Regions from separate parts of the Homo sapiens genome. Here region 1 is linked to region 2. Evidence: read pairs that join two places in POLR2A ChIA-PET (ENCODE). Cell type or tissue: PC-9. All regions are shown on one strand. Links, peaks and the distances in the headings refer to the core of each region. The heading gives the core; the rest is flanking DNA.

Region 1 (15,451 bases), core at 4,848-9,847, 79 kb before region 2:
CAAGTTTTAGTATGAGATTGAAGCAATTCGCTCACATCTTCAGGCTTCACTTCTGATTCTTTTTATTTCCACCACATCTGCAGTTCCTTCCTCCACTGAAGTTCTAAACCCCTCAACCTCATTCATGAGAGTTGGAACCAGTGTTTTCAAACTTCTGTTAATGTTGCTATTTTGACCTCCTCTCTTAAATCACAAATATCTAGTATCCAGAATGGTGAATTCTTTCCAGAAGTTTCTTCTTTAATTCACCCATATCCATCAGAAGAATCACTATCTGTAGCAGCTAGAGCCTTATGAAATGCATTTCCTAAATAATAGTAATTGAAAGTTGAAATGACTCCTTGATCCATGGGCTGCAGAATGGATGTTATGTTAACAGTCGTGAAAACCACATTCATCCACTTACATGTTTCCATCAGAGCTCTTGGGTAACTAGGTTCATTGTCAGTGGGCACTCATATTTTGAAAGGAATCTTTCTTTCTGAGCATTAGTTCTCAACAGTGGATTTAAGATATTCAGTAAACCATGCTGTAAACAGATGTGCTATCATCCAGGCTTTGTTCCTTTTTTGGAGCATAAGCAAAGTAGATTTAACATCAGGATTTTCACAATAGTAAATGAGCATCAGCTTCAGCTTGAATTACCAGCTGCATTATCCCCAAACAAGAGTGTCATCCTATTTGAAGCTTTGGAGCCAGGCATTGACTTTCCCTCTCTAGCTATGAAAGTCCTAGGTGGCATCTGATTCCCATACAAGGCTATTTCGTCTACATTGAAAATCTATCATTGAATTCAGCCACCTTCTTCAGTTATCTTAGCTAGATCTTCTGAATAACTTGCTGCAGCTTCTCCATCAGCACCTGCTGCTTCACCTTGCACTTACATGTTATGGAGATGGCTTCTTTCCATAAACCTCATGAACCAAACTGCCAGCTTCCAAGTTTCCTTCTGCAGCTTCCTCATCTCTCTCAACCTTCATAGGATTGAAGAGAGTTAGGGCCTTGCTCTGGAATAGGCTTTGGCTTAAGGGAATGTTGTGACTGTTTGATCTTCTCTTCAGACCACTAAAACTTTCTCCCTATTAGCAGCAAGGCTGTTTTGCTTTCTTATCATTTGTATGTTGACTGGAGTAGCACTTATAATTTCTTTCAACAACTTGTTTCTTTGCCTTCTCAACTTGGGTAAATGTTTACCACAAGAGGTCTAGTTTTCGGCCTGTCTCAGCTTTTCCACATGCCTTCCTCACTAACCTTAATCATTTCTAGCTTTTGATTTAAAGTGATAAGCATGCAAGTCTTCCTTTCACTTGCACTGTTAGAAGCCATTGTAGGGTTATTAATTGGCCTGATTTCAATATTGTTGTGTCTCGAGGAATAGGCAGGCCCAAGGAAAGGAAGAGAGATGGGATAACGGCTGGTCAGTGAAACAGAACACACAACCTTTATCGATTTCATCATCTCTTATGAGCGAGGTTCCTGGCTCCCCCAAAACAATTATAAAGGATGAGCCAGGAGGATTGCTTGAGCCCAGGAGTTCAAGACCAGCCTGGGCAACATAATGAGGCCCCTGTCTCTACAAAAAATAAAAAATTAGCTGGGCATGGTGGCATGTGCCTGTAGTCCTAGCTATGCGAGAGGCTGATGTGGGAGGATCGCCTAAGCCTAGGAGTTTGAGGCTGCAGTGAGCCATGATAGGGCCACTGCATTCCAATCTGGGCAACAGATCACCGTAACACTTAAGAATTTTTTGTTTAACTGATGTGTTGTTCCAAATACCTTTACATGTAATTATTAAGTTTGACAAAATTAATTTATTAATTAATCAGGTTGGTGGTAAAGTAACATGAGGGAACTACCTGGGTAGATGGAAACATTCTGTATGTTTTGATTGTTACATATGTGAATACTTTTGTCAAAAGTCGTTGATGTATAACTAAAATTTGTCAATTTATTCTTCAGTGAAGTTTTTTTTTTAATATCCTCACTTCCAAAAAGCAGTTGTAGGCACAGAGATTTAAAAATAAATGGTCTAGTCTGAATGAAATTTTTAATTGGGATATTGTTAAAAGACAAACATGTGTTTCATTATCACTTAACTGACTAAAAAGTAGATTAAACCAGTCACAGGAGGTTTCTAATTTGATAACTAAACAAATTTTATTGGCAATTAGACTGAAAATATAATTGTCTAGAAAAAGAGTTTTAAGATTTAGTTTTTTCTTACATTATATTAATAAATTTATTAATTTTGAGATTAATGAACTTTTGTTGTAGACTTAGCTGAACCAGTAAAGTAGCATTTGTCAACCACGATAGAAATGCTTATTTTCTGTATATGAAAGATGAAAATTAAGCGTTACAAATTACCATTATAAACAGACCTGTCGACTTACAAATGGTAAAGCTTTCTTGGCCTTTTACTATATACATCATGATGGTCTTTTGAGTGCTTTAACTCAAGTACAGAGCCTGCTAAAACAAATATTTTTCTAGAGGCAGTAATTAAGTACAACATAGCTGGAAATGTTAAGCTTGGTTTCAGACTACCTTTTTAGAAGCTAAGGAGACATACCAAGTCTTTGCTGAATAAGTCTTAGTTTGCATATCCTTGAGTAATTCTACATGTGGTATTATACTGTGAGAAAATCCAAAATAGAGTCTCTATAAATGTCAAGATTACCTTTAATAAAATATGTGATTAAGTGACACATTCAGTATATTATATTTTAATACTTGTAGAGAACTAATTTTTTATAACCTTACACAGAACTGAATATCATTTTCAGCTTTATTACTGAATTCATAATCAAATTGTACCATTTTTCTCCTGATTGTGTAGGTTCTCACCCTTTAGTTTACCCTTTGAATTATGATTTATCATCTATTTTATTATATGTAGAAATATTCATTAATTGACTATATCATGATTATATGTATGAAGTAAAACTAGTTGTGACAGTGTTGCAATTAGTAGTTTTTTCTTGGAAGTATTTCACAGCGTTTAATACTTGTTTGAAATGGTTTATATGAATTAAATCTGTACAACCATGGGGTAAAATGTAAACAACTGCACTATTAGGAAGATATTAAAGTAGAGGCTATATTTACAGTGTCGTCTTTCAAATCTAGCTATGCTGTAAACTGATGTTTGCTGTATGCTCCTCCTGATTTGAAATAGATGAAAGAAAATGAACCTATTATCACCATGGTTCACACAATGATTGAGAACTCGGCGCTAAGACCCCAACTGTACCAGCAAGTAAGGTCTTGGACAGTGAATGATACTGCTTTATCATCTGCAAAATCCCTCAGTGACAGTTTTGATTTATTCTCAGATTTACTCATGACATCAGTGTTTTTCTTATTTTATTTTTTGTTTATGTTTATTTGGAAAACCACAATTCATCCATGCTTTTCAAGATGCTGCAGTATTCTTAGCATGGCTTCGCTGAACATTTTGCTGTTGAATATTAAATGTGCCATTTTCCTAAAGTTTTTGTGCAGAGTATTTGATTGATATGTACTTGGAGGTCTGCAGTACATTTGCAAAATTACTAGATTTTCATATGGTTTTATTAACTTTAAAAGCATTATACCTATTTTTTAGGGAAAAGGCTTTGTAAAAATATTTACTTTCAGGGGTTGCCCTCCACAACTTCCCCCAACCTAGTGTTTTAAGAATACATTATATTTGTATGGGCGTTATTTAAATCTAGTTTCTGTACTATGGTATGGTAAAACTTAAAGATAGCCACTTTTTAACATACTGGGGGTATTTTGTCGCTGTATTCTTACCATTCTCAAGCAGTCGTCAAGACTATCATAAGTTACCCTATTGTTTTTCCTTATTCAAAATGTGTGTCATGGAGTTGGCTGGCTTTAACTTAGGAACCTTAGTAATCTGCAGATCTGCAAAAGAAGTCATATGTTTCTATCAAATTTTTGTGTATCTCATGGTCTAAATGTTTCTAGCTATGTGTTTCTCAACATCAGCTTCTTTCACTTCAACACCCTCAAATTACTCTGGCGTATGACCTTTACAATCTTTAAAAATCATGCAGAAGAAGAAAATTAACTAACATGAAAAATGAATATATATTTTGATTTAAATATATAAGGCACCTAGTAAAAAGAACGACTTTGAGCTCATGCTGGCTTTTAAGGCCTCTATTTGGTTCAGTTGCCATGGGATCTGCATCACAGGGCCATGTAACTGAGGAATGGATACAATTGATCAGAGGGTGACTTATATTTCAGCACAGTTTTCAAAATATTTAAAGTATATTATTAGATGACTGAAAATAGTCTCAAATTTGCAATAAAGAGATTAACAAACTATTAAATATTTAAAGTTAAACAGCTTTACTTATCAAAAGAAAATGGAATCTTTCAATTCTTAAAGTCACCAGATTATAGACCTTGGTACTCTATTCCAAAGTACCACACCGAGAGTATTTGGAATAAGTATTATTCCGAATAAGTATTATTCCAAAACTGATACCTTCTGCAGTGTCTGAAGCTGTCAGTAAAATATATCATCTATAAGATGCTAAATTGACATGAGATCAAAGGGATTTTGTTGTAATAGGTTATGTTTTTATCACATTTTGCATATTTTAGATGAGAATGGTAGCCTGGATTTCAAATCTGTTTGGTTTGGTTGGGTTTTTTTTTATAATGCTCAACATTCATGGTTCAGGATGCGGAAGTCTGATAGTTTAAATTATTTGGTTGCATTAAAAGTTCTAATTGGGGTTTTCCCAAAGTGTGGAGATCTGAAATGGGAAGGGCTGAGGGGGGGGAAAGTGAAGATGTCTGAGACTGGCACATTATAGCATCACTGACCTTGAATACCGAAAGAGCAATAGATTTGTATAAATATTTCTTTATATTAATATGTGAAAGAAAACTAAAATTGTATAGAACAGAAAGATCTGAATGTCTAATGTCAGCAGCCTTGCCTGGGCATGGCTGAGTCACCAGTTACCAGGAAATCAGTGTTAACTCTCAGTGCTGTTAAGGCTAGGGAGTCTTCAGACTGTCTTATTTTTATTCAGCCACTAGTAAAGGACTTAATTATTAAGCAGGGCATCCTTAATAGATTAAAGTGACAGCCCGACACATTTTTTAAACTGTGTTTATAAATTTGCACAAACTGAAATTATATTTTATTTTTCTCCAGGTTTCCCTCATCATGTTATTATCCAGGGAAAATGTACTGCTACAGTTTGCTTTTCTGAAGTTGAATGACAGTGTTTTATTAATAAGTTATTGATATTTAGCTAGAAATACAATGGCAAAATGTTTTATAACCTATTTTATTCTGAATCATAGCCACTCAGTTTTTGGAAATGTTTGCATTTTTCTTCCTTGGAGAACACTCAAGAAATTACCTAGGCAGTAATTTTCTTAAAATTGGTCAATTAAAAAAGACTTAAAACTGAATCCAGGCTTGTCGAGGTGGCTTATGCCTGTAATCCCAACAATTTATGAGGCCAAAGCTGAAGGATCGCTTGAGGCCAGGAGTTTGAGACTAGCCTGGGCAACAAAGCAAGACCCTGTCTCTGCAAAATATAAAAAAATTAGCCAGGCATGGTGGCACACACCTATAGTCCTAGCTACTCAGGAGGCTGAGACAGGAGTCCGAAGCTGCAATGAACTGTGATTACGATTACACCACTGTGCTCTAGCCTGGTGGGTGACAGAATGAGATACTATCTCTTTTTTTTTTTTTTTAAGCATTCTGTATTCTACACCACCTTTCACAGTTACATTTTAGGACCATAGTTTTTATAACATGATTAATACCAGTGAAATTAATCACCTGATAAGTAATTTGTCCTAAAAGATGCAATATCAACAAATGCCTATAGTCCTATGAGCATTTTTTTTGCCATCTGTGGATATAATGTCTAATTTTATCAAATTTTAAAATATTTCCCCAAAACTCCTTTTTGGAGTTTATGTATCATGTTCATATACTCTAAAATATATATAGTCCACATACCTAAGGGATATTGAAGTTGAATTTTAATTAACATATGTAACTTTGTTTTAATGCCAAGACAGTTTATAAAAAAAAAAAGTATCAGATACTTTAAATGGTTCCGACATCCTAAATAAAATATAACACATGTCCTTATGTAGTTAATAAAATCCATATAACACACTCCTCAACCTGAAGTTGGAGCACTGCACAAGTTTATGTAATTACTACATAGCCCATTTTTTCATTTGCTTTTCTAGTGTTGCTAAGGTACTTCGAATGAAGTATTCAAACCAAACCTTTTTTTTTTTTTTTTTTTTTTTTGGCTAAAGGTGTATTTGAAAAAAATGATAAACAGTGTTACCATGAACTTAAATTAACCAGAATGCTCATGAAATTTACTTTTCTTTTTTTTCGGTAGGGCCAGGGGTTGGGATGAGGAGTCAGGATTTTCATGTTGAGGACAAAATAGCAACCTTTTCAATTCTATGAAGGCGTTTTTTGTTTGTTTAAGGAAAAATTTTGTTTTCTTATGCTTTTATTCTGTCATAAAAGCAATGTGTGGGGAGAGGTTTAAGGATTTGGTTAGTTGATGTCTAATGAATATCTTTATTGAATAACTTGATAAAAGATTTCAAGAAAAATTTCGGTGGTACTAAAAGTAGAAATACCACAAAAATCTGATTGATATGTATAATATATTTATATGGCTATAAAGGATATATCGCTCTAAAGTTGTAACTACAGTAGACATTTTTCTCTATTATGATATGCTAACTGATGTAAAAATAAATCTGCAATAAGATTCCCCAAATAAAAATAGTATATCAATATCCTAAAGATTTACTATAAATTAGTAAGTTTTCACTTTAATATACTAATGTTTTTTTCTGTTGACTCTGAGATATAGGGTACATTTGATATTTTAATCTAGATGAAACACTGTCTGCTAGTTATATTCAGATTCTGTAATCTAGTAAAGCTGTTTTGCATTTAACTTTAAATATTAAGCAAACTACGGCTGGGCGTGGTGGCTCACGCCTATAATCCCAGCACTTTGGGAGGCCAAGATGGGAGGATCACTTGAGGTCAGGAGTTCCAGACCAGCCTGGCCAACATGGTGAAACCCCGTCTCTATTAAAAATACAAAAATCAGCCAGGCATGATGGTGCACGTATAATCCCAGCTACTCTGGAGGCTGAGGCAAAAGAATCACTTGAACCCTGGAGGCAGAGGTTGCAATGAGCCGAGATCGCACCACTGCACTCCAGGCTGGGCAATAACGAGACTCCATCTCAAAAAATAAATAAATATTAAGCAAACTATATTTGAACATCTTAGTAGCTTATGACTTTTCATCTTTAATTTGTTATAAATATGAAAATGGAATTTTGGCATTGTCTTACTTTTTTTATCATAGATCTACCTATTTAAAACTTACTTCATATTACTTTTTTTCCAGATAGGAATATAAATTATTTTCTTGGATCTAGGTGCTTTAATTTACAATGACAGTTGACACTTCTCAGGACACACCTGAGGATACTTATTTTGAATAGTATAAGAGTATTCTAACTTTTGTCATTAAATTCATTTTTCATGTAATATTCATTCCTATGAAAGTTTTGTGGTTTAACAATCACTGCATACCCTTAAATAGTCACAGATTCATTTGCATGAGGTATGTGAAAGTAATGTCTTGAAATGAAATATAAATCCAGGATTTATTGTATGTTTGGAATGCTTATATTTTTAACCTTCTCCTGATTCCCACATTTCTAGATCAATTCAAAGTTATCTCCTGTTTAAATGATGCTTCCTTTTAAAGCTGTAACTGTCAAGCAGTTTCTTTCATAGAGAAAACATATAGAATTGTCATTTATACATTCTTATGTATTATGCGTATATGAAATTTAATTTTTTAAACTGGAATGTAATTGGGACACATTACTTCTAACCCCACCTTGAAAACATTGTGCCATTTAGTAAACATGCAATGAGCCCCATTTAAATTTTTTCTACTGTGTTTTTGTTATTTTCTCACAGTCAATATAAAAATCAAAAGACAAGAAAAATAGTGAAGTATTGCCTGCAGAGGCTGTGATGTTATCTGTGGTATAACTGACTGGGATGGCTATTGAAATCTTGCTAAGCACAATCAGAAGTAACCAAAATATCTTTTAACCAAAATGTACTGGGCAGAAGCTGAAGAAAGGATATTTAAGTACACTGAATAATTCCTTACAATATAGTAACATAAATGGAGTCAACTAACACACATAAACTTTTTATGAAATTTGACTATCCATAGTTTATAACATAGGCTTTCAGTTTTATAAGATTTCGAATGATTTTCCTCTTTTCAATTAAACCCATCCTTTTCCTTCATTATCTTTTAGTTCTTAAGACAGAAGAGCAAGATAAGTCTATATTGTGTATGTGTGTTTATATATTATATATATGTATACAATATGTTATAGGTTTTGTTAAGATGTGTTGACATTTGAGTGTACACATACACAGTGTGTGTTTATGTATATACCGTGAAGGATGGTTTTGGCTGTTGAACTATGCTTAATTTAAGTATTTGATTTGACACAGTTGCTACGATTGTATTTGTCAGTTTTTTTATTAAAATAATGTGTGTCTTTAAAAGAAATGATGTAAGATACTGTATTAGTTTTGTTTGACCAGCATATTATTATGTTTAACAAGCTTGTTACATACATCGTTCGTATGTATCTTGCATATTATATCACTGTTAAGTATTTTCTACTTTGTTGATCAGTGTTTGAATTAAACTTCTAAAAGTGTAAGAATCATTAAAATCTATTTTTGTTATGTTATATATATTTAATATAAATCCAAAGTATTAATTAATAGGGTAAATATATTTTTAAATAAGATTTTTTAAGTTGCTATATGATTTTTTTCTTATAGCTGTCACAAGATGAAGGTAGAGGCACATTATACAAATACAGACCTGAAGAAGTAGATATTGATGTAAGTATTAGTATGATATATGTGGTCAGTACTCTGTCGTATTCTCCGCCAAAAACACTGGAAATAAGCATGACCAAAAAACTTCTTTCTCCCAAGTCCTCCAAAGTGACATCAGGTAAATTCATATTTTATGTGTGTGCTCTAAATTATTATTCCCTGCCCTCTACGTCCCACTGCTCCCTATTGTTAGCAGTCCAACGTTATTAAGCATCACTTAAATGAAAGTAAAAACTGTTTCTGATTTTTAGAAGTTACAGATTGGCTGGACACGGTGGCCCACACCTTTAATCCCAGCACTTTGGGAAGCCGAGGCGGGCGGATCAGTTGAGGCCAGGAGTTTGAGACCAGCCTGGGCAACATAGCAAGACCCTGTCTCTACTAAAAATACAAAAATTAGCTGGGCATGGTGGTACACGCTTGTAATCCCAGCTACTCGGGAGTCTGAGGCCTGAGAATCTCTTGAACCCAGGAGGGACAGGTGCAGTGAGCCAAGATCATTCCACTGCACTCTAGCCTGGGTTATGGCGTGAGACCCTGCCTCAAAAAAAAAAAAAAGTTATGGAAGACTAGAGACTGGAGACGAATTGCTGTGTTTTTCAGATAAAGTTCGGCCTTTAGAAATTTTATCACTACTCCTTTTTAAATTTAGTTTCTTTTAAATCATATTTTAGATTGCTGATTTGCCATACATTCTTCACTCATTATACCCCCTTTTCTTTTCTTTTCTTTTCTTTTCTTTTTTTTTTTTTTTTTTTTTGAGTCAGGGTCTCTCTCTGTCACCCGGGTTGGAGTGCAGTGTCATGATCTCAACTCACTGCAACCTCCACCTCCCGGGTTCAAGTGATTCTTATGCCTCAGACACCCAAATAGCTGGGATCACGGGAGCATGCCACCATGCCCAGCTAACTTTTTGTATTTTTTTTTTTTTTTAGTAGACAGGGTTTTGCCATGTTAGCCAGGCTGGTCTCGACCTCCTGACCTCAGGTCATCCACCCACCTTGGCCTCCCAAAGTGCAGAGATACGGGGGTGAGCCACCGAGCCCAGCCCCCTACTTTTTCTTTTTAACACCTTTCATTTTGTGTAGGCTGAGTCTTGTTGTCTGACAAAGATAAGGTAGTTATTTTAATAGATAAATGGCAAAGAAAGTAAAGTCTCAAATTTCTTGCTTATGTGTCATTATGCCATAAAGTTGGGGACATATTTCCAATTTGTCCAGTGTTTTCATTTTGAAACATTAAAACTGGTTTATTGTACTATTGAAATTTTATTAGAATACTTTCTTGTACTTTCATAATTAAGAAATTAGGGTAATATTAAGAATTTAAACACTAAAACCCTGATGAAAGTTATTTTTCTCCATTAATAATATTTTTATTTGTATTTCAATTAGAAGTGATCTATTGTTTATATTATTTTCTAAGAATCTAAGAGTGTGTTTTTTAAACATATAACAATAGAATCCAGTAAGCATTTTAATTAAGGACTGCATATTATCACTTAACCTATTTAGCAGATTGTAGAGGCAAAATGCTTGCATGCCTATTTTTTAAGGATTCTATCTTTGTAAGCTATATTTTAACTTTTATTGATTGAAATATAGATTTTTGGTCATATAATGACTGCCTACCTCCAATTACAGAAAAAATAAAAAATTGCTAACAAGACATCTTCTCTTATAACCTAGGCCAAGTTAAGCCGATTATGTGAACAAGATAAAGTGGTGCATGCTCTGGAAGAGAAACTTCAGCAACTCCACAAGGAGAAAGTAGGACAATTATGTTTATTGTCTACAATTGATGTTACTTAATATGATTATTATCAGGACACTGATAAGTAAAAAGAATTAATACAATGATGCAGAACATTAAGTGTAATTCTTTTTATCATAATAGTACACGCTTGAGCAAGCTTTGCTATCAGCCAGCCAAGAGATAGAAATGCATGCAGATAACCCAGCAGCCATTCAGACAGTGGTGTTACAAAGGGATGATTTACAAAATGGACTGCTTAGTACGTGTCGAGAACTTTCTCGAGCCACTGCCGTAAGTAGATTTTTTTTTTCCCCTAATAAAAGTAGCTTAAATATGTAGTTCTATTTTCTTCTCTTTTTTTTAATACTGGGCTCTCTTTAGGATTCTTCTATATTATTATAGCAGAAAATATTAATTTGTTATTAGTGTGCTTCTGTTTAGGAACATAAAATTAAAAGATTATTTAATTAGTGGGCATTCTGTTATTTACTTATGAGACAAGGTCTCACTCTGTCACCCAGGCTGGAGTACAGTATTTTGACTATAACTCACTTGTAGCCTGAATCTCTTGGACTCAAGTGAGTGCTTCAGCCTCCCAAGTAGCTGGGACTACAGGCTGGCACTACTACACCTGGCTAGATTTTTTTTTTTTTTTTTTTTTTTTTTCATAGAAATGGGGCCTCACTATGTTGCCCAGACTGGTCTCAAACTCCTGGTCTCAAGTGATTCTCCTGGCTTGGCCTGCCAAAGTGCTGCGATTACAGGTGTAAGCCACCACACCCAGCCAAACATTTTGTCCTTTGTGAAATGAGTGTTTTACAGGGGAGATGAGTACTCCTGTTTATTGCATTAAGAAAATAAGTAGTCTGGATGTGGTGGCTCACTCCTGTAATACTAGCACTTTGGGAGGCCAAGGTGGGTGGATCACCTGAAGTCAGGAGTTCAAGACCAGCCTGACCAGCATGGTGAAAACCCATCTCTACTAAAAATACAAAATTAGCCAGGTGTGGTGGCATGCACCTGTAATGAGGCAGGAGAATCATCTGAGCCCGGGAGGCAGAGGTTGCAGTGAGCTGAGATCGCGCCATTACGTTCCAGCCTGGGCAACAAGACTGAAACTCTGTCTCAATCAATCAATCAATAGAAATATAAATAGCAAGGCTGGGTGCGGTGGCTGACACCGTAATCCCAGGACTTTGGGAGGCCGAGGCAGGTGGATCACTTGAGGTCAGGAGTTTGAGACTAGCCTGGCCAACATGGTGAAACCTCGTCTCTACCAAAATACAAAAATTAGCTGGGTGTGGTGGCAGGTGCCTGTAATCCTAGCTACTTGGGAGGCTGAGGCACGAGAATTGCTTGAACCTAGGAGGCAGAGGTTGCAGTGAGCCAAGATCATGCCATTGCACTCCAGCCTGGGCAACAGAGTGAGACTCTGTTTCAAAAAAAAAAAAAAAAAGAAAGAAATGTACGTAACAGAACCGTGTAACTCATAGTCATATAACTATGACTGTGAGTCTCTTGGAATTACCAAATCTAAAAGTCTTAACTTGCAGCTTATAAACTGTTTTATGAGTTTAAACAGCTGGCTTTAGGTCCTATGATGTGGTCATCTCTATAAACATAGTAAGAGCACCAGTCTAAGCAGCTCTTTGAAAGAGAAATCTTAGGAAAAACTGCCATGTTATATAAAACTGCTCCCAAACCCTTGTCTGTACCTTCAATGGGCTAGGGAGCAGCTATCTTTTAAGAAGGGCCACAGACAGTATAGCTTAATTTAGAGGAGTCTTTCCAGGCTGGCAAGATCCCAGAATCTCAACTTGGCTTCTATTCTGAACCCTGAATTCCAAACGTGAGCCATTTTTAAAGGAATATACCATGATTTTAAAATCACTGAAAACTTAGTTTGAGGAATTCTTAAATACCTTACATTTCTATTTCCATTTTTAAAATACTGTTATTTCTGTTGTCTCATTTGAGTCTTAATTATATTGTCATGTTTGTAGACTTTTTTGAAATTTAATATCCTTTCCATTGTGAGTATCTTGAAATAAGAAACTATGTCTCATTCACATTGGATGAATGATTGAGCTGAATGACTTACCCAAGGTTACAAAGCTAATAAATAATATACCTAAAACTCAAATCCAGATCTTCTTACCACATTTCTGAAGATTTAGATCTACATGGATTTCTGTAATATAGTCATAAAGAAAATATAAGCACCTGAAATACTGTCTACAAGGAAGTAGTACTGAGCTAATCAAGGATAGGTAGGATTTGGATACAATGAGAAGAGAAGTGAAGAGTGGTTTATTCAAATAATACAAAACACCCTAAGCCACAGCAAAGATGAGAACATAGGAGACATGTTTGGAAAAGGAGGAAATAGAACTAACAGCCTGACTGGGATAGAGGATTCCTGTGAGAGGATAGAAAATGTGAGATTAGAAAGGGAAAATGGGGTTAAACTGTCAATGCCAAGCTAATGAGAAGCTCAGGGTCTCTGTGACAACTTGAGTCAAATCAAAATGGTAGGCTCTACAGACATTTAGTTGGAAACTATTTAATGATTTGGTATCTGCTCTTGAAATTCCGATTTTAGGGAATCCCTTTCCTTATCAACTGGGATTAATAAATTAAATCTCATCAGTAGGTTTAGAATTTGCTGCATCTCAAGGTTAACTTTAGCCCAGATGGGAAATTTGTTAAAAATATCTTAATAGAAATGAATTTTGCCAGGAGTGCTGGCTCACGCCTGTAATCTCAGTACTTTGGAAGGCTGAGGCAGGAGGATTGCTTGGGCCCAGGAGTTTGAGACCAAACTGGGCAATTTAGGGAGACCCTATCTCTACAAGAAACAAAAAAGTAGCTGGGCATGGTGGTGTACACCTGTGATCCTAGCTACTTAGGAGACTGAGGTGGGAGGATCTCTTGAGCCCAGGAGGTCAAGGTTGTGTGATTGTGCCACTGCACTCCAGCCTGGGTGATAGAGTGATACACTGTCTCTAAAACAAAATCGTTAATAATAGAAGGCCAGGCATGGTGGCTCACGCCTGTAATCCCAGCACTTTGGGAGGCCGAGACGGGCGGATCACAAGGTCAGGAGTTCGAGACCAGACTGGCTGACACGGTGAAACCCCGCCTCTAATAAAAATACAAAAATTAGCCAGGTGTGGGGGCAGATGCCTGTAATCCCAGCTACTCAGGAGGCTGAGGCAGGAGAATTGCTTGAACCCGGGAGGCGGTGGTTGCAGTGAGCCGAGATCGTGCCATTGCACTCCAGCCTGGGCGACAGAGCGAGACTCTGTCTCAAAAAAAAAAAAATAGTAATAATAAATAGAAAATAGGCCAGGCAGGTGCGGTGGCTCAAGCCTGTAATCTTAGCACTTTGGGAGGCCAAGGCAGGCAGATCACCTGCGGCCAGGAGTTCAAACCAGCCTGACCAACATGGAGAAACCCCACCTCTACTAAAAATACAAAATTAGCCAGGCATGGTGGCGCATGCCTGTAATCCCAGCTACTCAGGAGGCTGAGACAGGAGAATCGCTTGAACCCGGGAGGCTGAGGTTGCGGTAAGCCGAGATCACGCCATTGCACTCCGGCCTGGGCAACAAGAGTGAAACTCTGTCTCAAAAAAATAAAATAAATAAAATAAAATAAAATAAATAAAATAGAATAAAATAAAATTTGATCTTGTTTGAGTATCCCTTTTTCTGGTTTTTGTCTTATGTAATCACTTTCCTGGTTTCTTTTTCCTTGCCTTCAACAATAATCAGTGGTTATGACAAACCCTCAGAATATATTCTTCTAAGACAAGTCTTATTGCATAGAATACAAACTATGTTATTTGTGCCTTTATGTAAACTTATTTATATTTGTAGCTTAAGGCTGCAAATGTTAGCATGTGCATAACATCATACTGGGCATATGGTTGGCACTCAGTGAATGTTGATTAGATTTAAATTTGAATTACATTTTTGCTGGCAGAATCTCAAAGGATTTCACTGAATCTTTCACAGTCAGTTCATAGCACTAGTTCAAATCTAAGCCCCAAGCATAAGGGGTATAACATTAGCACCTCTGTAGATCAAAGCTGTGATTCTGAAAACATCTTCTCCTCACCTGGTAGGCCACAAAAGTACACAAAACTAGGATTAGCACAAGGGAAGCATGTAAAGCAGTGTTCCCTATACTTTTTATTTATTTTTATTTTATTTTAGGTTTGGGGGTACATGTGTAGGTTTGTTAACTGGGTCTATTGTGTGATGCTGAGGTTTGGAGTATGAATGAGCCCATCACCCAGGTACCTAGCATAGTACTCGATTTCAACCTTTATCTTCCATTCTTTCCCCACCCACAGTAGTCCCCAGTTTCACTGTTACCATCTTTATGTCCACGAGTACCAGTGTTTAGCTTCCACCTGTAAGTGAGAACATACGGTATTTGGTTTTCTTTTCCTGCATTAATTTACTTAGGATAATGGCCTATGGCTGCATCCATGATGCTGCAAAGGACATGATTTCATTCTTTGTTATGGTTGTGTAGTACCGTGGTATATATGTACCACATTTTCTTTATCCAGTCCACCATTGATGGGCATCTAGGTTGGTTCCATGTCTTTGCTATTGTAAATAGTTCTGTGGTGAACATGCAAGTGCATGTGTATGTTTGGTAGAAAGATTTGCTTTCTTTTGGATATACTTTTGGATA
Region 2 (15,451 bases), core at 4,024-9,023:
AAGCTATTCTCCTGCCTCAGCCCCCCGAGTAGCTGGGATAACAGGCATGTACCACCACGCTCGGCTAATTTTGTATTTTTAGTAGAGACAGGGTTTCTCCATGTTGGTCAGGCTGGTCTCAAATTCCTGACATCAGGTGATCCGCCCACCTCAGCCTCCCAAAGTGCTGGGATTACAGGCATGAGCCACCACACCCAGCCGTCTCTCTCTCTTTTATTGTGAACAGGGTCTCACTGTGTCACCCAGGCTGGAGTGCAGTAGCATGATCCTGGCTTACTTCTTACTTCAGCCTCAACCTCCTGGGATCAAGCAATCCTCCCACCTCAGCCTACTGAGTAACTGGGACTATAGGCTCATGCCACTACACCCGGCTAATTTTTAAATTTTTTTATAGAGACAAGGTCTCACTATGTTGCCCAGGCTGCTCTCAAACTCCTAAACTCAAGCAATCTTCCAGCTCCAGCTGGAAAAATATGTATATGTTTTGCTCTTTGTTGCCCAGGCTGGAGTGCAATGGTGTGATCTCAGCTCACAGCAATGTCTGCCTCCCGGGTTCAAACAATTCTCCTGCCTCAGCCTCCCAAGTAGCTGGAATTACAGGAGCCTGCCTCCACACCTGGCTAATTTTTTTTATTTTTAGTAGAGATGGGGGTTTCACTGTGTTAGCCAGGATGGTCTCGATCCCCTGACCTCATGATCCGCCCACCTCGGCCTCTGAAAGTGCTGGGATTACAGGAGTGAGCCACTGTGCCTGGACTGTTTTGTTTTTGTTTTTGTTTTTGTTTTTTTTTGAGACAGAGTTTTGCTCTTGTTGCCCAGAGTGGAGTGCAATGGCACGATCTTAGCTCACCGCAACCTCTGCCTCCTGGGTTCAAGCGATTCTCCTGCCTTAGTCTCCCGAGTAGCTGGGATTACAGACATGTGCCACCACACCCGGCTAATTTTGTATTTTTAGTAAAGACGGGGTTTCTCCATGTTGGTCAGGCTGGTCTCGAACTCCTGACCTCAGGTGATCCACCTGCCTCGGCCTCCAACAGTGCTGGGATTACAGACTTAAGCCACCACGCCCGGCCCTGAGGTATTTTAAGTAGGAGATTGACAGGACCAGATTTGCCTTTTGAATAGATAACTGTGTCACTTTTGTATATTCATACAATGAAAAGGTTATGCTGCACTGAAAATAGACTTGGATGACACGTCTCAGCATGAAAATTTCACACAGATGTAAGATTAGTGGGCTAGGGGTAGCGACCAAGTGACAGAAGGATACATACAATGTAATTTTATCTATATAAGCATAAAATATTCATGAAAATATACACACACATATATGGACACATAAATATTGTAAAAATATAAAGACCTGTGGAAAAGGATAAATGGCAAAATCAGGTTATAGTTATCTCTGGAATGCTAGGCCGGGCAAGGTTGCCCATGCCTGTAATCCCAGCACTTTGGGAGGCTGAGGCAGTGACAGAGCGAGACTCCATCAAAAGGAAGGAAGGAAGGAAGGAGGGAGGGAGGGAGGGAGGGAGGAAAGGGGAAGGGGAAGGGGAAGGGGGAAGGGGGAAGAAAGGAAGCATTATGCTAAGTGAAGAACGAATTTACAAAAGGCCACATATTGTATGATTCCATTGATATGAAATATCCATCATAGGCAAATTCATAAAGACAGAAAGCTGATTAGTAGTTGCCAGGTGCTTAGAAAGAGGGAAATGAGAAGTGACTACTTGATGGGTATGGGGTTTCCATTTGGGATGAAGAAAAGGTTTTGTTAACGAGGTCATGATGTCTGCACACTATGAATGAATGTCTGCACATCATGAATACCTGTACTTAATGCCACCGAATTGTACACTTTCAAATTGTTAAAATGGTAAATTTTATGTTATGTGCCTTTTACCACAATTTAAAGGGAAAGAAAATGAGGAGGCTCAGGTTTGTGCACTTAACCATACCACTCATCTAACTTTATGTACTTGCTCATGCTTCACAGAATGTAGAGATCCAGGCTGGGTGTGATGGCTCACGCCTGTAATCCCAGCATTTTGGGAGGCTGAGGTGGATGGATCATCTTAGGTTGGGAGTTTGAGACCAGCCTGGCCAACATGGTGAAACCCGGTCTCTACTAAAAATACAAAAATTAGATGGGCGTGGTGGCGGGCGCATGTAATCCCAGCTACTAGGGAGACTGAGCCACGAGAATCACTTGAACCTGGGAGGTGGAGGTGACAGTGAGCTGAGGTCATGCCACTGCACTGCAGCCTGGGTGACAGAGTGAGACTACATCTCAAAAAAAATAAATAAATAAAAAATAAAATTAGAGACTGTGTCTCAAAAATAAATAAATAAAATTTAAAAATAGGCCAGGGGCAGTGGCTCACACCTGTAATCCCAGCACTTTGGGAGGCCGAGGCGGGTGGATCACGAGGTCAGGAGATCGAGACCATCCTGGCTAACACAGTGAAACCCTGTCTCTACTAAAAAAATATAAAAAATTAGCCGGGCGTGGTGGCCGACACCTGTAGTCCCAGCTACTTGGGAGGCTGAGGCAGGAGAATGGCGTGAACCCGGGAGGTGGAGCTTGCAGAGAGCCAAGATCACTGCCACTGCACTCCAGCCTGGGCAACAGAGCGAGACTCCGTCTCAAAAAAAAAAAAAAGAATGTGGAGATCCAAGTTGATCAAAAAGACATGGTGTTCCCTCTGCTTGAGACAATCTCCTTTCAGGCACACATGAACTCACACCCACACACCCTTTCCTTTGTTCTAGGAAATCCTACCTACCTTTCAGCTAAGACCTCACTACTTCCAGAAATATTTTCCTGACTGCCTTATGCCTCTTGGGACAAAACATCCCTCTATTGTGTACTTCACAGCTTTAGCTTCTTCCCTATTGTAGCATTAATAGACTTGTGAGTCCCCCACTGTATCCCCACGGTATCTCCCGACTTAGCAGAGTGTTATGCACATAGTAAATCTTTGCTGAGTGAAAACATATGTTATAAATATCTTGTTTTTTAATAAAAAAGATTATTATCTCTCTGTCTCCCAAAATTACAAGGATCTGGAATCTCACAGACAGGAGGAGAGAATAGGGCGGGACACTATGGCTCATGCCTGTAATCCCATCACTTTGGGAGGCTGAGATGGGAGGATCACTTAAGCCCAGGAGATGAAGGCTGCGGTGAGCAAGCATTGGGCCACTGCAATTCAGCCTGGGCAACAGAGTGATGAGAACTTGTCCAAAAAAAAAAAAAAAAAAAAAAAAGGTTAACCAAGTTCTGAGCTGTTAACATGACAGTAATAACAGACTTTTTTTGTTTTTATTTTTGTTTTTTTGAGACAGAATCTCACTCTGTCATCCAGGCTGGAGTGCAGTGGCGCCATCTTGGCTCACTGCAACCTCCGCCTCCCGGGTTCACGCCATTCTCCTGCCTCAGCCTCCCGACTAGTTGAGACTACAGGCGCCCACCACCACGCCCGGCTAATTTTTGTATTTTTAGTAGAGACGAAGTTTCACCATATTGGCCAGGCTGGTCTCAAACTCCTGACCTTGTGATCTGCCTGCCTTGGCGTTCCAAAGTGCTAGGATTACAGGCATGAGCCACTGCATCCGGCCTGGACTTATGTTTTAAATGGTGCTAATCTAGATTAATTAATTAGAAAAACCTCCTTTGAGCACCCACCATGTTTCTAGTATTGTGTTCCATGTGGTTTAAGTTGCATAAGACACAGTTACAACCCAGAAGGATCCTGTACTACCACTGCTCAAGCAATGGGGTCACCCACAACTTCATCACTTTTCTCTCCTCCCTGCTCCAGTTGTGCAGCAATGATCCCTCCACTTCTATTCTTTCTCTCTTCCTACCAGGGACCAGTTCTTCAGCGAGGTGCTGGGGATAACAGCATGAGCCAGACTAGAGACCCTGCTTACGGTTTACTTACCCATCATCCTCAGATATCCTAGATGAGTTTTCTCATCTGTATAAAAAGGAAATAGGGACTGGGCGCGGTGGCTTATGCCTGTAATCCCAGCACTTTGGGAGGCCGAAGTGGATGGATCACTTGAGGCCAGGAGTTCAAGGCCAGCCTGGCCAACACAATGAAACCCTGTCTTTACCAAAAAATGCAAAAATTAGCTGGGCATGGTGGCATGTGCCTGTAATCCCAGCTACTCGGGAGGCTGAGGCAGGAGAATTGCTTGAACCCAGGAGGGGGAGGTTGCAGTGAGCCAAGATCACACCACTGCACTCCAGCCTGTGCAACAGAGTGAGACCCTGTTTAAACAAACAAACAAACAAACAAACAAAAAGAGGAAATAGAGTTACCTGATCCTGAACCTGGCCCTAAGGTATGCTTTCAAAATAGGTTATTTCCCTTTCCCTCCTCTCATTTGACCAAGAGCTATGAAAGAAGTGTTGTGTGCTCAGAAAGTCCAGCTCCAAGTTCAACCAGCCAAGCATGGTGACTCACGCCTCTAATCCCAATATTTTGGGAGATCAAGGTGGAAGGATCACTTGAGGCCAGGAGCTCAGGAGGTCAAGATCAGATTGGGCAACACGGCAAGTCCCCGTCTCTTAAAAAGAAAAAAAAAATTAAAAAAGAAATTGGCCGGACGCGGTGGCTCATGCCTGTAATCCCAGCACTTTCGGGGGCAGAGGTGGGCAGATCATGAGGTCAAGAGATCAAGACCATCCTGGCCAATATGGTGAAAACCCGTCTCTACTAAAAGTACAAAAAAATTAGCTGAGCATGGTGGCATGTGCCTGTAGTCCCAGCTACTCTGGAGGCTGAGGCAGGAGAATCGCTTGAACCTGAGAGGGGGAGGTTGCAGTCAGCCGAGATTGCGCCACTTCACTCCAGCCTGGGTGACAGAGCGAGACCCCGTCTCAAAAAAAAAAAAAAAAAAGAGGGAAATTAGTCACTTAGGAAAATAATACCTTTTCTTTTTCTAAATAAAATACAAACAGAGTCTTGCTGTGTTGCCGACAATTGTCTTGAACTCCTGCTCTTAAGTAATCCTACTCCTTTGACCTCCCATGGTGCTGAGAACAGGCGTGAGCCACTGCACCCAGGCTGCCTTTCTAAAATAGAAAGATGGCTTTCAAGGCTGGACGCAGTGGCTCAAGCCTGGGAGGCCAAGGTGGGTGGATCATTTGAGGTCAGGAGTTCGTGACCAGCCTGGCCAACATGGTGAAACCCCATCTCTACTAAAAATACAAAAATTGTCGGGCGTGGTGGCTCACACCTGCAGTCCCGGCACTTTGGGAGGCCGAGGCGGGCAGATTACCTGAGGTCGGGAGTTTGAGACCAGCCTGACCAACATGGAGAAACCCCGTCTCTACTAAAAATACAAAATTAGCCATGTGTGGTGGCGCATGCGTGTAATCCCAGCTACTCAGGAGGCTGAGGCAGGACAATCACTTGAACCCGGGAGGTGGAGGTTGCAGTGAGCCGAGATGGCACCATTGCACTCCAGCCTGGGCAACAAGAGCGAAACTCCATCTCAAAACAAAACAAAACAAAACAAAACAAAACAAAACAAAAATTACCTGGGCATGGTGTTGCGCACCTGTAGTCTCAGCTACTCGGGAGGCTGAGGCAGGAGACTCTCTTGAACCTGGGAGGTGGAGCTTGCAATGAGCTGAGATCTCGCCATTGCACTCCAGCCTGGGTGACAAGACTGAAATTCTGTATCAAAAAAAAAAAATTTTAAATGAACCAGGCATAATGGCACATCCATGTAGTCCCAGCTACCTGGGAGGCTAAGGTAGGAGGATCACTGGAGCCCAGGAGTTCTAGGCTGCAGTGAGCTATGATGGTGACACTGCACTCCAGCCTAGGAGACAGAGCAAGATGTTGTCTCTAAAAAAAAACAAAACGAAAACCTTTCTTTATCAAATTCTTATTTCGCCTCCGGGGACTCCGCCCCATCTAAGATAGTCTGCCTTTGATAGCTGTTTCAGCTGCCTGCTGAATCTTGCCTACAAAGATTACAAACAAATGACACATCATGAAGCCATCTTGCTGGCAGGTTGGATGAGAAAGTTTTCCATCTGAGAACTTGCTCTGGAGCTGTGCTGAAGGATAACAGGTTGTAACTTGGCTCTAAACTCTGGGACTGTTCAGCAGGTCCCAGTGGTGACCTCCAGTTATAATTAGGCAATGACCCATAAATGTGCAGACAGATTAGAAAATTAGAGGAGGCCAGCAGCGAGTCTCATGCCTATAATTGCAGCAGTTGGGGAGGCCAAGGCGGGTGGATCTCTTCAACTCAAGAGTTCAAGACAAGCCTTGGCAACATGGTGAGACCCCTGTTTCCGTTTCTACTAAAAATACAAAAATATGTGTGTGTGTGTGTGTGTGTGTGTGTGTATATATATATATATGTATATATATATAGCTAGGTGTGGTGGTGTGCACCTGTAGTACCAGCTACTCGGGAGGCTGATGTAGGAGGCGGGAGGATCACTTGGGCCCAGGAGGCAGAGGTTGCAGTGAGCCCAGATGGTGTCAGCCTGAGCGACAGAGTGAGACACCATCTCAAAAAAAAAAAAAAAAAAAAATTAGGGGAGAGAGACAGGGATTTTTTTTTCCCCTGCACCATGTGTCTCACTTAAAACATTGAGATGTGGCCTGGCACAGTGGCTCCCCCCTCTAATCCCAGCACTTTGGGAGGCTAAGGAGAGAGAATTGTTTGAGCCCAGGAGTTCAAGACCAACATAGGGAGTTCAAGGGAAACACAGGGAGACCCCATCTCTAAAAATATTTCAAAAATTAGCTGGGTGTGGTGGCTCACACCTGTAGTTGCAGCTACCCAGGAGGCTGAAGAGAAAAGATCACTTGAGCTCAGGAGGTCAAGGCTACAGTGAGCAGGGCATGGGGCCACTGCATAGCAGCCTAGGTGACAGAGCAATACTCTGTCACAAAAACAAACAAAAAACAAAGCAGCAACATAAAGAAAACAACCAAACATTCAGCTGTGAAATAATTGCCTTTAAGTAGAGTATGTACCAATTCACTCAGCTTGTTGGACTCTGATGTCAATGAGGCCAGGAGCTTACCCCCCCCGGGGGGCCAGGAGATTCAAATACAGGCAACATTTCTTCCATCATCAACATCCCTACTTCCAATTTGTCATCGCAAAAGTGCTGTTATTCCCAAGGGATTTTAAGGAGGTGATGTAGACAGGACATTTTCAACACTCCTGGGGAAAGTGTGTCTTTATATATTTGTAATGTCAGATCAGTAGTATCATCTTGATATTCAAGGGACTGCCCTATCCTAAAACATAAACTTGAGAAACTTATGTTAAGTGAATAGCATGGAAGTTAATGGTCAAATGCAGTATGTCTCTTACCAAAGGAGACTTGGACACAGAAGAGCCTCACATTTGTAAATGCTTTAAATCCTGATTTCCTTTTAGGTCACAAGTCTGTCTTCCCTTGCCAACTTCATACGTAATGCAATGGCATCAGCTTTTGGTGAAAGCTTGATTGATTCCTTCTTCTTCTTCTTTTTTTTTTTTTGAGACGGAGTTTTGCTCTTGTTGCCCAGGCTGGAGTGCAATGGCGCAATCTTGGCTCATCGCAACCTCTGCCTCCCAGGTTCAAGTGATTCTCCTGCCTCAGCCTCCTGAGTAGCTGGGATTACAGGCATGTGCCACCACACCCAGCTAATTTTTTTGTATTTTTAGTAGAGTCGGCGTTTCACCATGTTGGCCAGGCTGGTCTCAAACTCCTGACCTTGTAATCCGCCTGCCTCGGCCTCCCAAAGTGCTGGGATTATAGGTGTGAGCCACCACACCCGGCCGATTCCTTCTCTTTCAAAAGCAATCAAGAGAATGAAGCAATTAAACTTAATAACACACAGTAGAAAGAAAACAGCTTTGTTTGTGTTTCAGTCCTACCTTAGGAAGATCCTGTAGCTTTGCATTAATTTTAAAGAATTTTATGACAATAGTTATATTGGTTATTCGTATACTCCTAATTGAATCAACCTGTCCCAACAGTTCAAATTTTATGGAGTTAAAGTGTTCTTAAGTAATTAAATAGAAGGTTTCTTAGTAGGATATTTAAGGGCATTTCAAGTGAATAAGGCCAGCATTATAGATCTAAATTATGACTCGGGCTCATCTTACACATAGGCAAACATTAAGGACCTACTAGCCTACTTCTTCCTAAATTATACAGGGCAACAAATTGTTGTGATTCATTTTAATCAGTAGAGATTAATAAACTTCCTGAAATGGTTCTTTATAAGTTTTTAACTAACTCCCTCATTAAGATTTCCTTACTAATCGACCTGTAGATGTAATCAGTGCCTAGTCCTTTATGGCCTTACTAATATGCCAATGCTATGCTTGCTATATGAATATAGAGAAGACTTTTTGTATACTGATTGGAGCCAAACAGATAAAACCTAAGTTTTATTTCCAAATCTAATTTTGTGTGTGTGTGTGTGTGTGTGTGTGTGTGTGTGTTTTGAGACAGAGTCTCACTCTGTTGCCCAGGCTGGAGTGCAGTGGCGCAATCTTGGCTCACGGCAACCTCCGCCTCCCGAGTTCAATTGATTCTCCTGCCTCAGCCTCCCAAGTAGCTGGGATTACAGGCACCTACCACCACACCCAACTAACTTTTTTTTGGATTTTTAGTAGAGATGGGGTTTCACCATGTAGGCCAGGCTGGTCTCAAACACCTGCCCTCAGGTGATCCACTCACCTCGGCTGCCCAAAGTGCTGGGATTTCAGGCGTGAGCCACCGCGCCTGGCCTATTTTTTTTTTTTCTTTTTTGAGATGGAGTCTCGCTCTGTTGCCCAGAGTGCAGTGGCGCAATCTTGGCTCACTGCAACCTCTGCCTCCCGGGTTCAAGCATATCTTCTGCCTCAGCTTCCCGAGTAGCTGGGATTACAGGTGCGCACCACCCCACTGGCCAATTTTTAAATTTTTGGTAGAGACAGGGTTTCACCATGTTAGTCAGGCTGGTCTTGAACTCCTGACCTCGTGATCCGCTCTCCTTGGCCTCCCAAAGTGCTGGAATTACAGGCTTGAGCCACTGCGCCTGGCCTTCAACTATTTCTTTTAATTATTTTTGAATTTATTTTTTATTTGACTGACTTTTATTTATTTATTATTTATTTATTTATTTGAGACAGGGCCTCTGTCTCAAAATGGCATGATCTCAGCTCACCTCAACCTCTGCCTCCCAGTCTCAAACAATCCTCCTGTCTTAGCCTCCTGAGTAGCTGGGACTACAAGTGTGCATCCCCATGCCTCGTTACGTTTTGTGTTTTTTGTAGAGTCAGGGTTTCTCCATGTTGCCCAGGCATGTCTCAACTACTGGGATCAAGTGTCTGCCTGCCTCTGCCTCCTGAAGTGCCGAGATTACACTGAGATGACATGCCTGAGCCACTGCGTCCAACTGTGTTTTTGGTTTTGTTTTGTTTTGTTTTGTTTTGTTTTGTTTGAGACAGAGTCTTGCTTTGTCACCCAGGCTGGAGTGCAATGGCAATGGCACGATCTCAGCTCACTGCAAACTCCACCTCCCAGGTTCAAACGATTTTCCTGCCTCAGTCTCCCAAGTAGCTGGGACTACAGGAGACTGCCACCATGCCAGGCTAATTTTTTTTATTTTGGTTTGTTTGTTTTTTTGAGACAGAGTCTCGCTGTTACCCAGGCTGGAGTACAGTGGCACGATCTTGGCTCACTGCAACCTCCGCTTCCCGGGTTCAAGCGATTCTCCTGCCTCAGCCTTCCAAGTAGCTGGGACTACAGGAGGGTGCCACCAAGCCCAGTTAATTTTTGTATTTTTAGTAGAGATGAGGTTTCACTATATTAGCCAGGCTGGTCTCAAACTCCCGACCTCAGGTGATCTCCCGCCTCGGCCTCCCAAAGTGCTAGGATTACAGACATGAGCCACCATGCCCGGCCTGTTGTTGTGTTTTTGTTTGTTTGTTTGTTTTTCTATTTTCAAGATGAGGTCTTGCCATGTTGCCAAGACTCATCTCAAATTACTGGGGTCAAGTGATCCACCTGCCTCAGCCTCCTAAAGTGTTGGGATTACAAGTATGAACAACTGTGCCCAGCCAAGTTTTTAAATTTTATTTTTATTTCCCCCTTGAGGATGTCACTTTAATACTTACAGTTTACTGTCAGCTACCTTTGGCTCCGGGTGCTTTCAGTGATGCAGATTCTGTATGTGCTCCTTGGTTAAAGAGAATCTTTGTGCAATGGCTTCCTCAGATGCTGGTTGTAGTAGCAAGGTACAGGCTGTGTACATTGTTTCACTGTCTCTTGTGGGGCTGGAATAGCAGAGGTCTCACGAAGCTTACCTCATTCCCCAATGTGCACACTTAAAGAAGTTTTTCCCCCAGTATTTTATTCACTGGGTTGAACAGTTCAGGCTTCAAGCCAGTAGGAGTTACCCATGGGTAGAAACTGGCTGCAGCTAAAGCAGGTGGGTAAATGCAATACCCCAATGATTGGCAGAGGCCCCACTCTTGACAGAGGCAGCTGAGGAGGCTCTCAGCGAAACGCACTGTCTTTTCAGGGGGAAGAGAGGGAGCCACCTCAGCTCCCTTGCCAGGTCAGCAGGAAGCGGATCTACCTCCTAGTTACACTTCTGACCCAGCATTCCGACTGTTCTGGTGAGACAAGCACCTCTGTTCATCTGCAGGAATGCTGTTGTTCCACATAGAGAGGGACTGCGACTCTCCCTCTCATGCAAGCCTGAACCTGGATGGCACTCCTCCTGTGGGGTTGCAGTCACCCTATAGTGTTCCAGAAAGGTTGTCTACGAATGCACCTATGCCAAGTTCTCATGGGGGAAGGTCCAGCTATGTCTGCAGTGGTGGGAAAGGGAGAGGAGAAGTTCTCTTCTCCAAGACCCTTCATGAGTGCCAGGGATGCTTGACTATTGGGGTAGGGCCACAGACTTTCCTCACTGAGCCTACCACTGAACCTGTGGCTTTGCTGAAAGAAACTTCCCACAAGTGGAAATACTAGGAACTCAAGTCCTGCAGCCTGGTTTCTTTTGTCCCAGAGGGTGCTCCCTTAAGGTAGTACACTTCCCTTTCCCCTAGGAGTAGCAGTCCCTGAGGGCCAGACTACTGTGAATACTGCTCCTCTGGGTCTAGCTGCTCAGTGGGGCTGTCACACTCCAGATTGGTGCTGGGGAATGTCTGCAAGGGATCCAGAGATGTGACCTGTCCTCAAGTCTCCCAGCAGCAGGTACCAGCACCAGCTCTGATGGGGTCAGGAGGAGAGTGACACAGACTCTGAGATTTCCTTGGTTACAAATGGCTTAGTGTGTTGGCCTCCTCAAATGCCAGCTGTCGTAGTAATGTACTGGGCATGTGGACAGACTCAAGACCTCCTAGTTAGCCAAGGTGATGCAGGCAGTGGCAATAGCTGAGGTCACTCAAGTTTTCTCCTTCCTGAACACTGCGTTATTGTGTCTGCAAATGTACTGGGCTGCACTGGTTGGCCTCCAGCCAGGAATTGGTGCTTGCAAAAAGCGCCAGCTGTGGTGGTAGCAATGGAATTTGTGCTTGCCTTATGTCACCCAGGAGAAGTACTCTGGCCTCTCAGACCATGGGTAGGGCCATGGAGCTCCACTCCTAAATGTCCCAGTCCCTTGTGTTACACTATCTGTGCGGGTGGATTGGCAAAACCAGGTGGGGGCTGGGTCAGGCAAGTCCACCCTCCGGCTCCCCAGATGTAGGCACAAGCAGTGGCCTTAGTGGGGATCAGAGGGAAGTTTCCTGGCTGCTGGAGTAATGTTCCAGGGAAAAGCACAGCTGCCTCTGCTGCACGAAAGAATCTGCATGGGGAACCGAGGGTAGCAGGCGGCAGTAAGCCCCAAACAGCTCCCACCCGCAGTGTTCCACTAGCAACAGTTAGGTAGGTTCCAGGCAGCCTGCACTCAGAACTCAAAAATGCTCCAGGCCGGCGGGGCGCGGTGGCTCACGCCTGTAATCCCAGCACTTTGGGAGGCCAAGGCAGGCGGTTCACGGGTCAGGAGATCGAGACTATCCTGGCTAACACGGTGAAACCCCGTCTCTACTAAAAATACTAAAAATTAGCCAGGCGTGGTGGCTGGCGCTGTAGTCCCAGCTACTTGGAGGCTGAGGCAGGAGAATGGCGTGAACCCGGGAGGCGGAGGTTGAAATGAGCCAAGATCACGGTACTGCACTCCAGCCTGGGCGACAGAAGGAGACTCCGTTTCAAAAAAAAAGCTCCAGGCCATAAGCCTTCCTAGAGAGATAGCAACCCTGGCTTTCAGGCCACGCCCCTCCCAGCGTCCACCTGTAAAGCAAGGGCAACCAGCTCCTTCGCCGCACTTCCCGCTCGACCCTCGGTTCTGGACAACGGAGATCGTCCCCAGTCAAGGTGATTATATCGCAGATCTCACTTGGGAGCTTCTCTTAACCTGTGACCATCGCCTGAGTTAGCTGGCCGACTTCCCAGCGGTCCTTTGTGAGGTAGGATCAGGAATGGCTTCCCTCTGTCCCTGCGTGAGTCTGGGAGTGCGTGCAGAGCACTTCCCAGAGCCACTCTTTCTCACACATTCCCCATCACTCACTAAATCAGCAACAGCTGGGTAGGGTTAAGGCCTTCCCCTGTGGCCTGGGTTGCCCAGCTCTTTTAGGGCGTGTGTGGCATGGCGGCCATCGCGCTTCCTCTCAGGCTCTGAAAACTCAACAGTTTTCTACTTCACAGTGTAGGGTGCTACCCACTGCTTCTTTCAAAGGGTCTGTGGTTTTCTGTTAAGTTCCTGTGTTGCTTCTCGGAAAAATGTTCACAGTGTGAATCTCTACACACTATTCTGTCTTTCCAAGTGGGAGAGGCACGCTAACACCGGCTCCTATCCGCCATATTGGAAAAACAAGGTTTCAAAGATTTTCTGATTTACAACTGGTTAAGGAAGGGAAGCATTTATAAAGACTGGGTTCCGCAGAAAAGAACGTTGGGTCTGGCTCGTGGGTGTGGCTTTCTCCAGGCTCCTCAGGAAGAAATTTAGAACAAAGAATGCGGGAGAGTTGAGTTCTCAGTTCTCCCTTATCTGAGGTCTATGTGGCAGTGGATCCATTTGTTAGGGATCCATGTTTATGAAACGCAGGGCCATATGTTACGATATTATTTTTAGTTTCTATAGGGAACCAAACATCTCGTGATTCCAACTTCCTTGGCTACTCTTTTTTTTTTTTTTTTTTTTTTCAGACAAGGTCTCACTGTGTTGCCCAGGCTGGAGTGCAGTGGCGAGATCTGGACTCACTGCAACCTCTGCCTCCAGGGTTCAAGTGATTCTCCTGCCTCAAGCCTCCTGAGTAGCTGGGACTACAGGCATGCCCCACCACGCCCAGCTAATTTTTTGCCTTTTTAGTAGAGATGGGGTTTCACCATGTTGCCAAGGCTGTTCTGGAACTCAAGTGATCTGTCCGACTCGTCCTCCCAAAGTGCTGGGGTTACAGGCGTGAGCCACCTCGCCCAGTTGGCTATCGTTTTAGGCTACTATTACCTTCTTGCTTATCAAATTGCTTATTTACTTCTCAGCACTAGCTAGGTATCTGGAATTGTTATTTTTATTTTATTTACTTATTTTTTTTTTTGAGACGGAGTCTCGCTCTGTCGCCAGGCTGGAGTGCAGTGGCGCGATCTCGGCTCACTGCAACCTCTGACTCCGATTTCAAGCAATTCTCCTGCCTCAGCCTCCTGAGTAGCTGGGACTGACAGGCATGTACCACCATACCCAGCTAATTTTTGTATTTTTAGTACAGACAGGGTTTCACCATGTTGGTCAGGATGGTCTCCATCTCTTGACCTCGTGATCCGCCCACCTCACCCTCCCAAAGTCCTGGGATTACAGGCGTGATCCACTGCGCCCGGCTGGATTTGTTCTTAAAGAAATTCAAGATTTTCCTCTATTTTCATGCTTGTGGCAGGATGGTAGAGAGGTGGGAGGACTGGCAGGCCCCTAACAGGGGTTCCTGCTTCGTCTCACACCCCCATTATGAACATCCCTCACCAGAGGATACATTTATTAAAATCAATGAACCTATAAACCTACATTGATACTTTATCTTTTTTTTTGAGATGGAGTCTGTGTCCCCAGGCTGGAGTACAGTGGGCCATCTCAGCTCACTGCAACCTCCACCTCCCGAGTTCAAGTGATTCTCCTGTGTCAGCCTCCGGAGTAGCTGGGACTACAGATGTGCACCACCATGCCTGGCCAGTTTTTTTTTTTTTTTTCTTTTTTGAGACGGAGTCTCACTCCAGGCTGGAGTGCAGTGGTGCAATCTTGGCTCACTGCAACCTCTGCCTCCCGAGTCAAAGGACTCTCCTGCTTTAGCCTCCCAAGTAGCTGGGATTACAGGAGCCTGCCACCACGCCTGGCTAATTTTTGCATTTTTAGTAGAGATGGGGTTTCACCATATTGGCCAGGCTAGTCTCGAACTTCTGACCTCAAGTGATCCACTGCCTAGGGCTCCCAAAGTGCTGGGATTATAGGCATGAGCCACCACACCCAGCCTACATTGATACATCATTATCACCCAAAGTCCATAGTTTACATTAGGGCTCACTCTTGGCATCATACATTCTGTGGGTTTACAAAAATGTATAATGACATGCATCATGATTATATTATCATACAAAATAGTTTAACTGCACTAACAATCTTCAGATAAATAGACGCACACTTTGGGAGGCCCAGGTGGGTGGATTACCTGAGGTCAGGAGTTCGAGATCAGCCTGACCAATATGATGAAACCCCGTCTCTACTAAAAATACAGAAAATAGCCGAACGTGGTGGCATGCACCTGTAATCCCAGCTTACTCTGGAGGCTGAGACAGGAGAATTCGCTTGAACCCAGGAGGCGGAGGTTGCAGTGAGCTGAGATTGCGCCATTGCACTCCAGCCTGGGCAGCAAGAGCGAAACTCTGTCTCAAAAAAAAAAAAAAATTTTACTGAGGTCTATTTTATCAATTATTTCTCTCACGGATCTTGCCTTTGGTGTTCTATCTAAAAAGTGATCACCAAATTCAAGATCATCTGGATTTTCTCCTATGTTATCTTCTGTGAGCTTTATAGTTTTGCGTTTTACATTTAGGTCTGTGATCCATTTTGAACTAATTTTTGTGAAGGATGTAAGGTCTGTCTAGTTTCATATTTTGCATGTGGATGTCCAGTTGTTCAACAACATTTGTTGAAAAGACTATCTTTTCTCTATTGTATTACCTTTGCTCCTCTGTCAAAGAAATTTTTTACGTTTAAAAAAATGTAAAGATTGGGCATGGTGTCTCACACTTGTAATCTCGGCTACTCAGGAGGCTGAGACAGGAAGATTACTCAAGCCCAATAATTTGAGAACATTATGAACAACATAGCGAAACCCCATCTCTAACAACAAAAAAGAATTAGCCTGGCATGGTGCACACCTGTAGTCCCAG

The links. ChIA-PET counts read pairs that join two places held together with the same protein. Peaks named below come from ENCODE experiments on the same cell type or tissue, not always from the same donor. Only the 100,000 strongest peaks of a DNase experiment are listed, where the experiment ranks them.
Region 1: POLR2A ChIA-PET joins it to region 2 with 9 read pairs; 3 of 35 experiments call an interaction of 5 or more read pairs at or near these places.

What each region holds. Positions count from the first base shown.
Region 1 is chr12:19,311,636-19,327,086 of GRCh38, forward strand. PLEKHA5 (pleckstrin homology domain containing A5) reads left to right here. Exons shown (of 32, transcript NM_001256470.2): 16 at 3,179-3,259; 17 at 8,386-8,421; 18 at 8,927-8,989; 19 at 10,675-10,755; 20 at 10,883-11,032. Among named protein-coding and RNA genes, the nearest start is that of AEBP2, 120 kb to the right of the region's middle. In PC-9, for the core only: no CTCF peak of the experiment used is centred there; no DNase peak of the experiment used is centred there.
Region 2 is chr12:19,391,734-19,407,184 of GRCh38, forward strand. It overlaps a transcript of AEBP2 not described here. Among named protein-coding and RNA genes, the nearest start is that of AEBP2, 40 kb to the right of the region's middle. In PC-9, for the core only: no CTCF peak of the experiment used is centred there; DNase peaks (open chromatin) are centred at 4,468, 4,978 and 6,008; H3K27ac peaks cover 743 bases.